2 separate regions of the Homo sapiens genome follow, and region 1 is linked to region 2. A link is an interaction called in ENCODE POLR2A ChIA-PET data of the cell type or tissue named here. Cell type or tissue: HepG2. All regions are shown on one strand. Each heading gives the region's core, and the rest is flanking DNA. Links, peaks and the distances in the headings are about the cores only. Region 1 overlaps CAPN9 (calpain 9). Region 2 holds the start of AGT (angiotensinogen).

Region 1 (5,374 bases), core at 277-5,276, 59 kb before region 2:
GTTACAAGAAAGAGATGAGCTCAGGCAAGACTTGATTGGTTGGAGCACATGAAAGGGAATAGAGCCAGAAACCAGAAATTTGTGGTCTCACAGGGTTAGAAGGGCCAACTTCTAGAACCCAAACAGGAAGAAATAAGACTGAAAAAGATTCTAGAGATGAAGGCCCAATACAAATGTTCAATTAAACAAAGAGATTCAGGCCAAGGGAAAGTCCAGAGTAGAAATGTTTACTTCCTACGTAGGTCGATATCTTTAGATGCTCTCAGGGCAGCTGCCTTCAAAGGTACCTCTCATCAAGATGGGTGTGGAGGGAATGGATCCTGTGAGCAGTAGGGCTGCCTGTCTTCAAATTCACTGTGTAAACCTGGATGACAAAGAGTGCCAAGGAGGTGTGTCAGGCTAGAGACCAGAGGCTCTTCCTCTATTGGATTGCAGGAACCCCCTGAAGACTCTTCAACAAACCGAGAGCTGGGGTGAGCCCCCACCAAGACAGGAGGGAGATTAAATTTCCCTCTAATCTGGGTGTATATGAGGAGTCTGAGACAGATGAATTTGATTTGCCAAAAATGGAGAGAGAAGGCTGGGCGTGGTGGCTCATACCTGTAATTCCAGCACTTTGGGAGGCCAAGGTGGGTGGTTTCTCTGAGGTCAGGGGTTCGAGACTAGCCTGGCCAACACGGTGAAACCCCATCTCTACTAAAGATACAAAATGAGTCGGGCGTGGTGGCGCATGCCTGTACTCTCAGCTGCTTGGGAGGCTGAGGCAGGAGTATCACTTGAACCTGGGAGGCAGAGGTTGCAGTGAGACGAGATCGCACCACTGCACTCCAGCCTGGGCAATAAGAACAAAACTCCGTCTCAAAAAAAAAAAAAAAAAAAGAAAGAAAGAAAGAAAAAGGAAAGCGAGAGAGAAGCACAGTGCTCCTTACGCCCCAGGGCCATGGGACTTGCTCGTATCTGCAGTTAACACAGGAACAAGCACGGTACCAGAATTCCCCATCATCCAGAGCAGTGTGACACAGACGCTTCTGCTCAGCTGGACCAACAGAACGCCACTCCGGAGAACTAGGAGTAAACAAAATTGGTGTTCAGGCAGAGGTCATGATGAAGAGCAACAATGGCCTTGATGTGGAACCCACAGTGTGCGGTTATGGAGGAAATAAGACCTGCTTAGTAACTACTCACTGGGTCCCAAAAATGCACCCAGGGATGTAGCGGCAGGTGAGCCACTGGCCCCCAAATAAGAGGGCTGGTCAGAAAGTACATCTCCAAGTGTTGCTGATGGATAAAATACCCCTGAGGATGATCTGAACCACCGACATGGAAGATTATCTTGGGATAGTCACAAGGCATTGCATGCCCGTGGGGTAGCAGAAGAGCCCGGCTGGAAGCCACAAGTCTGCTGACTTTCGTGCTTGGCCTCCAACTTGCCATGTGACCTGGAGCAGTACTTGGCCCTTCCTTAATGGACAAGCTGACACTTGGAAAGGTGATAATGCCTTACACCTGCCCATGCTTGATGTTGTCTGTACCCGGCACCTTTTGTATGTGACCTCGCTGGCAAGCCAGGTGGGGTTCTGTGAGCTAGGTGTGCCCGTCCTGCAGATAAGAGGGCTCAGGTAGGCCCATGGAAACACTCTCAGGGAAGAGTAGGGGTAGGAATGGCTGCCTGTCACTCTCCAAACTCAGGATTTGTGACTCCAAGTTCATTGCATTTTCTGTGACTCCCACAGCCGCCTCCAAATAGTTCAAAGTAGGTCACCACTGTTGCGGTGCTACAGCCAACGTGGCAGCTCCCTCTCATCCTGTGATCTCAACTCAACCTCAGGGGAGTGCTCAGGTGATCCAAGGGGAGGATCAGCCGGGACCTGTCTCCAGGTGCTCGGGCCAGGGTCAGAAGAGTGGAACTGGCAGCCATTATTTTCTTTTGGAGCCATTATCCTAAGTGGCTCACACCCAGATAATTGGCCTGACAGGCTGGCCATGCGGTGCCTTCAACCCTACTCACATGTCACCAGCAGCACAGCGAAGTCAGGGAGTCGGGATGGCGCCTGCCCCTCCCATCACCCATGGAGGCTGCATGAGTGGAAGACAAATTTTATTCCAGCCTTGGCTCTCAGTCACTTTCTTGATTTCTACCTCTGTGAGTCCCAGAAAATGGGAGACAATGGCCCATTTTCCCTTTATAGGCTACGATCTCAAAGTTGAGGGGCACTGCACATCTTACAACGTGACGCAGTCTCACTAATTTTGGTTTCAGTAGTTCTCTGTGCTTTCCATTTCTGCCAGGAGAGGGAGGCCAATCTCTTTCCTCCTCAACCCATCTCAGCTCATCTCTGCCAATGCTTCTTGGTTCTCAGAAGGCGGCAGCCAAGGCCAGAGCAGAGGATGGTGGGACGAGAGCCTCCATGGGGACAATGACAGCCTGGAAAGCACAGGCCTGTGTGCCCTGCCCTCACGCTGGGGTCTGGCTAATACAGCAGCGGCTGCACCATGTCTGGCGACCTGGTAGCTGTGTCTGGACTGAAGACAAACACTGGCTCAGTTTTAACCAAGTTCTAGACTAGCTTCAGATTTCCCCAGAAGCTCAGGGGCCATGGATGTGGCAGGAAAGGGCTTCAGGAGCCCAACAAGCAGCGGACGAGCAACAGCTTCAGGCAGGCCCTGCCACGCACCCACACAAACATCCCTGGTTCTTAGTCACCTGGTCCACTTCCCAAGGGACCAGAGCTGGAGGAGCTGTGGGGACACACACAGAAAAGGCAGACCTTTCTTGATAACTGGGGGCCAAAACTCTGGTTAACAGCTCTGTAATAGATAAAATTCCAATTCCATGTCCTCTATTTTTTTTCCTTTAAAAAAAAAAAAAAAAAAGAGATGGGGTCAACATGCTCTGTTGCCCAGGCTGGAATGCAGTGGTGCAATCATAGCTCCCTGCAGCCTCAATCTCTCATACTCAAGTGATCCTCCCACCTCGGCTTGCTGACGTGTTGGAATTATAGGCATGAGCCACCATGCTCAGCCTCACTTCTATTTCTCTGCTGGGCTATTGGGCCTCTGCCATGGTCAGTGACCATCAGAGAGAATCCTATAGTTACATGCTAGGTAATATTTCAGGGATTCCGACACTCCAAATACACACACACACACAAACACACACGCACTTATGCATATGCACACTGCTTACTGGAGTTACTCACAACTACAGATAAAGCTTTTCACCATATCACTGGGTTATAAACATCACCATGGGAGGTAACACATTTATGTATTGACATAAATACAATTCGTGAAAGTTAGAGTGCTGTTGTAAAAGTCTTTCTTGAGAATCAACCTTGATGCAAGGTGGGCCTGAGGGCTGAAAGGGGAGGAAGAAGGGGCACCTCAGAATCGGGACAGGATCCTGAGTCAGAGCCCGGGAGGATAGTAGACAGGCCACTCCTTCACATGTCTGCACAAGCCAGCTCTGGCCCCACACGCCCCGGGAACCAGCCAGAGAGGCAGGATAGGGTGACTGACCTGTCGCTCCACGACCCGTTCCACTCAACCTGGCCCCAAGGGTTCCGGATTCGGATGAGCTCGATTCTCTGGCCTCGGAAGCTTACCTAGAAGGGAAAAGCATGAGGGAAGTGTGAAATGATAAATATGGTGGAGGTTTGGCCACATTCATCTATGAGCTCCAGGTGGACCAGCTCCATCCAGAACTGGTTCTGTTGAAAGTCTCTTGCCTAAAATGCTGCTGAAGGTATGTAGAAGTTCGCCAGTTCTTAACCAGCCCTTGGAACCTTCTAATTCCTATTGAATAATTGCTACTATTGCCAATGATATTATATTAAGCACCAAAATGCTTATGCCACATCTGGGAAGTAAAGTAGAATTGCAATTAACAAGAAATTAGTCCATATGAATCTAAAAATGGGTTTCTCTCTAGACTTGGATCTCCCTAGAGGCAGGAGCCAAGTCTTAGGCATCTTCAGCATCTAGCAGAGTGAATGGTAAAGAGTAGTCCTCAAAGGTGCTCATGGAACTATTACTGAACTTTCTTCATCCTAGCATCCCATGCACAGATGAATGATAAGAAAATAAGCACATGTTGGGGATTTAAACACAACAATAAACAAAAACAGCTTTTACGTCTTCTAGACCCAATATTCTCCTTATTTCAGGTGTCTGTGAGGATTCCTGCTGTTCACCTCAATCACCCTTGAGCCTGTGTGCCCTCAGGCTCTGCCTGGGAGCAGGGACAAGGGCCAATGCATTTGAGAAGGGTTTTAGAGGAGAGAGGGTGAAAGTAAAAGACTTCTAGTTATCAACTAACCAGAAACTGTAGCAGTCAGAATGTTTTATCCTCATGCATTTGGCATAAATTATATTTTGGATGTGTAAAAATTCAAGTAACATCAACTCTTCGGAGTCCAAGATGTGGCTTGTGGCTCACCATTAAAGGGGCTCATTTAATTTGAAAGGTTCAGGGCAGGTGAGTTCCTTGTAGGGGGGAGAGGAAGCAAAATCAAGCAAACCAAGATGATGAGAGGTTTCTGTTGTTACGTGGAATACGTAGAAGATCTAACCTAGAAACATCACATGCCTGCTTGAGTGAGCAATCTGCAAGTCATCTATGGATGGTGAAGGAGGACAAAGGAGCCAACACAAATAGCTAACATTCTAAAGAATCCCAAAGAGTCCAACGGCGTCTCACACCTTGGCTCCAGTGAGGAGGAAGGGCAGGGTCTCCCTTCAGTGTTCTTTACTCCCCACGCATTCAGAGGATGTCACTCAAAAGGTGGGTGGCTACAGAAGACCAGGTGCATCTGCACCTTCTAAGTACTGGGCTTGAGACTGGTCCAGGGAGGCATGGAGTGGGCAAGGCAGGCTGCTGGGCTTTGCTGAGCTTGAGTCTGGCAGAGTGATACCTTTGGCTTCTTGTCCTCCTCTTTCATTCAATTCTTTCTTTCTCTTCCCCTTGTGCCCCTCAAGGATCTCTCCTCCTAACCAACAGCTCCCTTGAAGTCAGGGTGGTGCTGTGTGGAGTCTGGGTGTCCCCCAGGATCAGTTCCACCCTGGGCTACAGCTACAAGAATGGGACTCGTGGTGATTAATTTTATGTGTCAACTTGACTGGGCCATGGGGTGCCCAGATATTTGCTTTAAGGTTATTCTGGTTGTGTCTGCAAGGGTGCTTCTGGGTGACATGAAATTTAAGTTGATTGAGTAAAACAGATTGCCCTCCCCAGTGTAGGTGGGCCTCATCTCATCTGTGAAGACCTGACCAGAACAAAAAGGCAGAGGAAGGGGGAATTCACTCTCTCTTCCTGGGTGCCTGAGCTGGGACATCCGTCTCTCCTGCCCTCAGACTGGGACTTTTACCATTGGTG
Region 2 (5,374 bases), core at 92-5,091:
CATCAGAAAGATCCACCCTCATGATTCAATTACCTCCCACTGGGTCCCTCCCATGACACATGGGAATTATGGGAGCTACAATTGGAGATTTGGGTGGGGACACAGCCAAACCATATCAGATGGCTTATTTGGTTTCTATGTAGAACCTCTGCTTTTCATTCAACAGTCTTCATTTAGCCACAGATAAGCTCTGTCCCTAACTTCCACTGATGGAATGTACACATAAGAAACTTCCACTGATGGAATGAACACAGAAGGTGCCTACTGGGAAGAAAACTGGCCTGAATCTGAGCTGGGTCAAATGTCTGCAGTCAGTTTGAATGGCTGCTCCTTATGGGAATAATTTACATTCTCAATAAAATTCTCTAGCAATTTTCTGATTGATTTTAATGAGCTTTAAAGCCTTACGTAGAAGATCCCCCAGCTGATAGTCAGCCTTGGGCATGGATTAAGGGCTTTTAACCAATCTTGCAACAAGTTTAAGCAGATATTCTTTATTGGGTCCAATCTAACCAAAATTATTTTCTTATGTTCTCCCCAGTAACGTGTCATTATTAAGAGAAGTTTGGCTTGCTTAGAGGCCAAATTTAGAGGGTCCTGAAATTTTATTTTCTTTTACACCACTTTCCAGCATGTTACCTGATCAGTTGTTTATTATCTTTGCTGTTGAATGGAGTGATCATTCCAAGGGCCCGAGGCAGGAGGCCCAGGCACAGTGGAAACTCTCCCAAAGACCAGGATCTTTGTTTTGTTCCCTGACATATGCTGAGCACCAGGAATAGTGAGTGAATGAAACAAATTGTGAGGCTTTAAAGAGCCGAAATATTTAAACACTGGGCACAAGGTTGTTGCTTAATCAGTGCTAGATCCTTACCTCCCCCTTGTGTCCAGGTGGACTTGTTACTGCAGTTAAACCACTTGCTGATCCTCAAACAACTAGTTAGTGGCACAGCCAGGCCTAGGACCCCAGTCTCTACTGTTCCAACTAACCCATTCGCAGGCAGGAGCACTTTGAATGGTCTCTTATTTTAAAAAAATTAAATTAAAATTGTCTATTTATTTAGAGACAGAGTCTTACTCTGTAGCCCAGGCTCGAGTGCAGTGGTGCAATCATAGCTCACTGTAACCTCCATCTCCTGGCCTCAAAAAGTGTTTGAATTACAGATGCGAGGCACTGTACCTGGCCCGAATGTTCTGTTCAGACAAAGCCACCTCTAAGTCGCTGTGGGGCCCCAGACAAGTGATTTTTGAGGAGTCCCTATCTATAGGAACAAAGTAATTAAAAAAATGTATTTCAGAATTTACAGGCCCATGTGAGATATGATTTTTTTAAATGAAGATTTAGAGTAATGGGTAAAAAAGAGGTATTTGTGTGTTTGTTGATTGTTCAGTCAGTGAATGTACAGCTTCTGCCTCATATCCAGGCACCATCTCTTCCTGCTCTTTGTTGTTAAATGTTCCATTCCTGGGTAATTTCATGTCTGCCATCGTGGATATGCCGTGGCTCCTTGAACCTGCTTGTGTTGAAGCAGGATCTTCCTTCCTGTCCCTTCAGTGCCCTAATACCATGTATTTAAGGCTGGACACATCACCACTCCCAACCTGCCTCACCCACTGCGTCACTTGTGATCACTGGCTTCTGGCGACTCTCACCAAGGTCTCTGTCATGCCCTGTTATAATGACTACAAAAGCAAGTCTTACCTATAGGAAAATAAGAATTATAACCCTTTTACTGGTCATGTGAAACTTACCATTTGCAATTTGTACAGCATAAACACAGAACAGCACATCTTTCAATGCCTGCATCCTGAAGGCATTTTGTTTGTGTCTTTCAATCTGGCTGTGCTATTGTTGGTGTTTAACAGTCTCCCCAGCTACACTGGAAACTTCCAGAAGGCACTTTTCACTTGCTTGTGTGTTTTCCCCAGTGTCTATTAGAGGCCTTTGCACAGGGTAGGCTCTTTGGAGCAGCTGAAGGTCACACATCCCATGAGCGGGCAGCAGGGTCAGAAGTGGCCCCCGTGTTGCCTAAGCAAGACTCTCCCCTGCCCTCTGCCCTCTGCACCTCCGGCCTGCATGTCCCTGTGGCCTCTTGGGGGTACATCTCCCGGGGCTGGGTCAGAAGGCCTGGGTGGTTGGCCTCAGGCTGTCACACACCTAGGGAGATGCTCCCGTTTCTGGGAACCTTGGCCCCGACTCCTGCAAACTTCGGTAAATGTGTAACTCGACCCTGCACCGGCTCACTCTGTTCAGCAGTGAAACTCTGCATCGATCACTAAGACTTCCTGGAAGAGGTCCCAGCGTGAGTGTCGCTTCTGGCATCTGTCCTTCTGGCCAGCCTGTGGTCTGGCCAAGTGATGTAACCCTCCTCTCCAGCCTGTGCACAGGCAGCCTGGGAACAGCTCCATCCCCACCCCTCAGCTATAAATAGGGCATCGTGACCCGGCCGGGGGAAGAAGCTGCCGTTGTTCTGGGTACTACAGCAGAAGGTAAGCCGGGGGCCCCCTCAGCTCCTTCTCGGTCTTGTCTCTCTCAGATGTAACTGAGCTGTGGGCTAGGAGGAAAAGGCCGGGAGGAGGCACGGTGATGACTGAAAAACCTCTCCCCTCTCATAAGACCAGTCATCCGGACGCGGGCTTTCCCCCACTCGGTGCCCACCTGGGGTCTTACAGGAGGAGCTGCTCCTCCTCAGCAATAGGACAAGATGGTCAGGTCTTCCTGCTTCCGCTGAGAAAAGTTAGGGTCCTCAGGAACGGAGCAGACTGGTACAGGAACAGAGTCATCATGGCCAAGAGTCCACCGGGTCCTCTTGCCATCAGGAGGAATAGCAGGGCTTGTGCAGGAATTGGGGCTGGAGGGAAGGGCCGGGCTCGGTCAGTCTCCAGCTGGGATCCCCAGAGTGGTCACCCTACCCCTCCCTCGAGACAGACTGCCTGACTGTGTGTCATCAGGCTGGTCACCATCTCCCTGAACCTCGATTTGCTCACCTATAAAATGGAACTAATAACGATGCCTGGGCTCCCTGTCTCAGGGGCTCTGGTATAGCTGAAGAGAACTAATATAACATGAAAGTGCTTTCTAAGCTTTGGGATAAGCTAAAAGGCAGATTCCAATTTTATTCGAGGGCAGCGTAGATTGGTGCTTCAGCTCGTGGATGACAGAGTCAGGGGGCCTGGTTCTGAGTCCTAGTTCTGTCTCTTCCCAGCTGTGTGACGTTGAACAAGTCACTGGACCTCTCTGTTCCTCTGCAAAACAGCATGAACCAATTCATTAACTACTTCTCCAGGATGCAGTAGGTCCCAGGGACTATCCTAGGAATGTGGGCTGTATTAGTAAACACAACAGCGGGAACCCTGTTCCGGGGCTCACATTCACATCAGAGCAAACAGACAAAGACGCTGGACAGAATAAGTGCATAACTACATGGTACAGAGGGTTATAAGGAGGGAAAAGGGGAGCTGGATGAGAGAGTTGAGAGTGCCCGGTGTGGTGGGGAAAGCTGCAGGGTGAAATACTGCATCAGGGAAACCTCAGGGAAGGTGAGGACTATGGTGAGGTCAGAGGGGTTGATATGAGAACAGTGCCCTGCAAATGGCAGGCACCACAGGAGCATGAGCCGTCATCTTCACCTTTAGCATTCAGCCCGGGAGAAGTAGGGAGACATAGAAGGGGCAGGTGCTGGCCAAGAGGCAGGGGCAGGAGAGGAGAAGGCGGAGGGGCACTCAGGGCGAGGGTGTCAGGCCCGCCACCCCAGAGCACCATTACTCCCAGGACGCGGCTGCGTGCAGACCTGGAACCAGCCTAGGGAGCAGCCGCAGATCACAACTGAGAACAAACGACAGTCTCTGCCTCAAAAATGGCCCATGGAATTGCGTCTCTGGAGACGCTGCCTGAGCAGGAGCAGCACAGTGAGCGGGCTGCATCGACCAGCGCCATCCAAACCCCGAACAGTTGGCGCTTGTCAGGCAGGACTTCCCAGCAGTCGGTTCCCACAGGTTTCCCCTGTTGACCTGATTTGATGTGACTGTCTAGATTAGGTGTGAACTGGTGGCTTAGGCTTCTCTGCACAGAAAGGCCTGCAAGCAGCAGAGAGAGTTTTCTGTTCCATTTTTCCATGTCATGTGGCTCTTCCTGAGAACAGCGGATGGAGTCAAATGCATGGGGAGTGGGGTGAGATGGTAGCTGAGGTCAGAATTTGGCATTTGAATGACTGAAGCAGAACAAAACACACCAGGTACTTCAGCAGCTGCACCGTGTTGAGGGCAGGTGCTGGTTACGGGTCTGGGTGAGGGAAGCCAGCTGCCAATGTAAGAAGAATGACTGGGTATGCTTAGATGAAGCAGAAAAATCTAGGCATCAAGGTGGCCTTGAGTCAGTGATGACACGCTACAGCTCCAAGGAAGCCTGGCCTAGCCCTGGGGGGACAGAAAAGGCCAAGAAGTGACGATATTGCAGTACACCCCCCTCCACAAGAAATGAGTGAGATGTGGTACAAAATGTTAGAATTGAATGAATCAATAGAATAAACGTTCATCCCTTCAATCAAGAAGAGTCAGATGAAATGAATTAGCAGGGCCAGCCCAAGAACCTCTTCTGGGGGTCTCAGGGTAGCTTTCATTTGTAGCAGCTGAGGCTGAAGCCCAGCTGCAAGGCCTTTGAGAGAACGTGGTGCTGGACCCGTGTCTAGGGCAGGGGTTCTAAACCCTGCTTACATATCAGAGTCACCTGAGAATTTTCTATTTTTTTTTTTTTTTTTTTATACGTGGTCCCAGCACAGACTAAGGAATCCAACTATCATTGGGCAAGCCATGCTAGGTATGCATGCCTTTGGGGCTCTGCAGGGGATAGCGCTATGCAGGGATGGTTGAGAGCTGGTTTTGGGGTTGAGACACGTGGGAAATACTTGGACTTTGGGCTGAGCCTGTGGTGCTCAATCCCGGCTGCATGTTGGGACCACAGGGAGATGACAAAACCATCCCCAGCCCTCACCCTAGGGCCCTCGAATGAGCATCTCAGGGGTCTAGGAGGCCTCCACAAAGACCTACTGATTGGCACACACTTGTTTCTCTAGGAAGAGAACTTACAGCTGCAGGCAGGAGCATGTCTTAATCTGCTTGGGCTGCCATAAGTACCACAGACTGGGAGGGTTTAACAACAGAAATGTGTTATCTCACAGTTCTGGAAGCTAGAAGCCTGGGAGCCAGCCATCAGCAGAGTTGGTTTCCTCTGGGTCCTCTATCCTTGGCTTGTAGATGGCCGTCTTCTCTCTGTGTCCCCACATGGTCTTCCCTCTGTGTCCCCACATGGTCTTCCCTCTGTGTGTGTCCATGTCCTCATCTCCTCTTCTCATAAGGACACAGGTCATATTAGATC

Evidence for each region. ChIA-PET counts read pairs that join two places held together with the same protein. Peaks named below come from ENCODE experiments on the same cell type or tissue, not always from the same donor. Only the 100,000 strongest peaks of a DNase experiment are listed, where the experiment ranks them.
Region 1: POLR2A ChIA-PET joins it to region 2 with 19 read pairs; 3 of 35 experiments call an interaction of 5 or more read pairs at or near these places.

What each region holds. Positions count from the first base shown.
Region 1 is chr1:230,770,245-230,775,618 of GRCh38, reverse strand. CAPN9 (calpain 9) reads right to left here. Exons shown (of 20, transcript NM_006615.3): 7 at 3,520-3,605; 8 at 988-1,065. Among named protein-coding and RNA genes, the nearest start is that of CAPN9-AS1, 22 kb to the left of the region's middle. In HepG2, for the core only: a CTCF peak has its summit at 2,324 (motif pointing right); DNase peaks (open chromatin) are centred at 2,308 and 2,958.
Region 2 is chr1:230,711,202-230,716,575 of GRCh38, reverse strand. AGT (angiotensinogen) reads left to right here and starts at 2,454. Exons shown (of 5, transcript NM_001384479.1): 1 at 2,454-2,490. In HepG2, for the core only: a CTCF peak has its summit at 871 (motif pointing left); DNase peaks (open chromatin) are centred at 865, 2,255 and 4,870; H3K4me3 peaks cover 3,803 bases; H3K27me3 peaks cover 246 bases.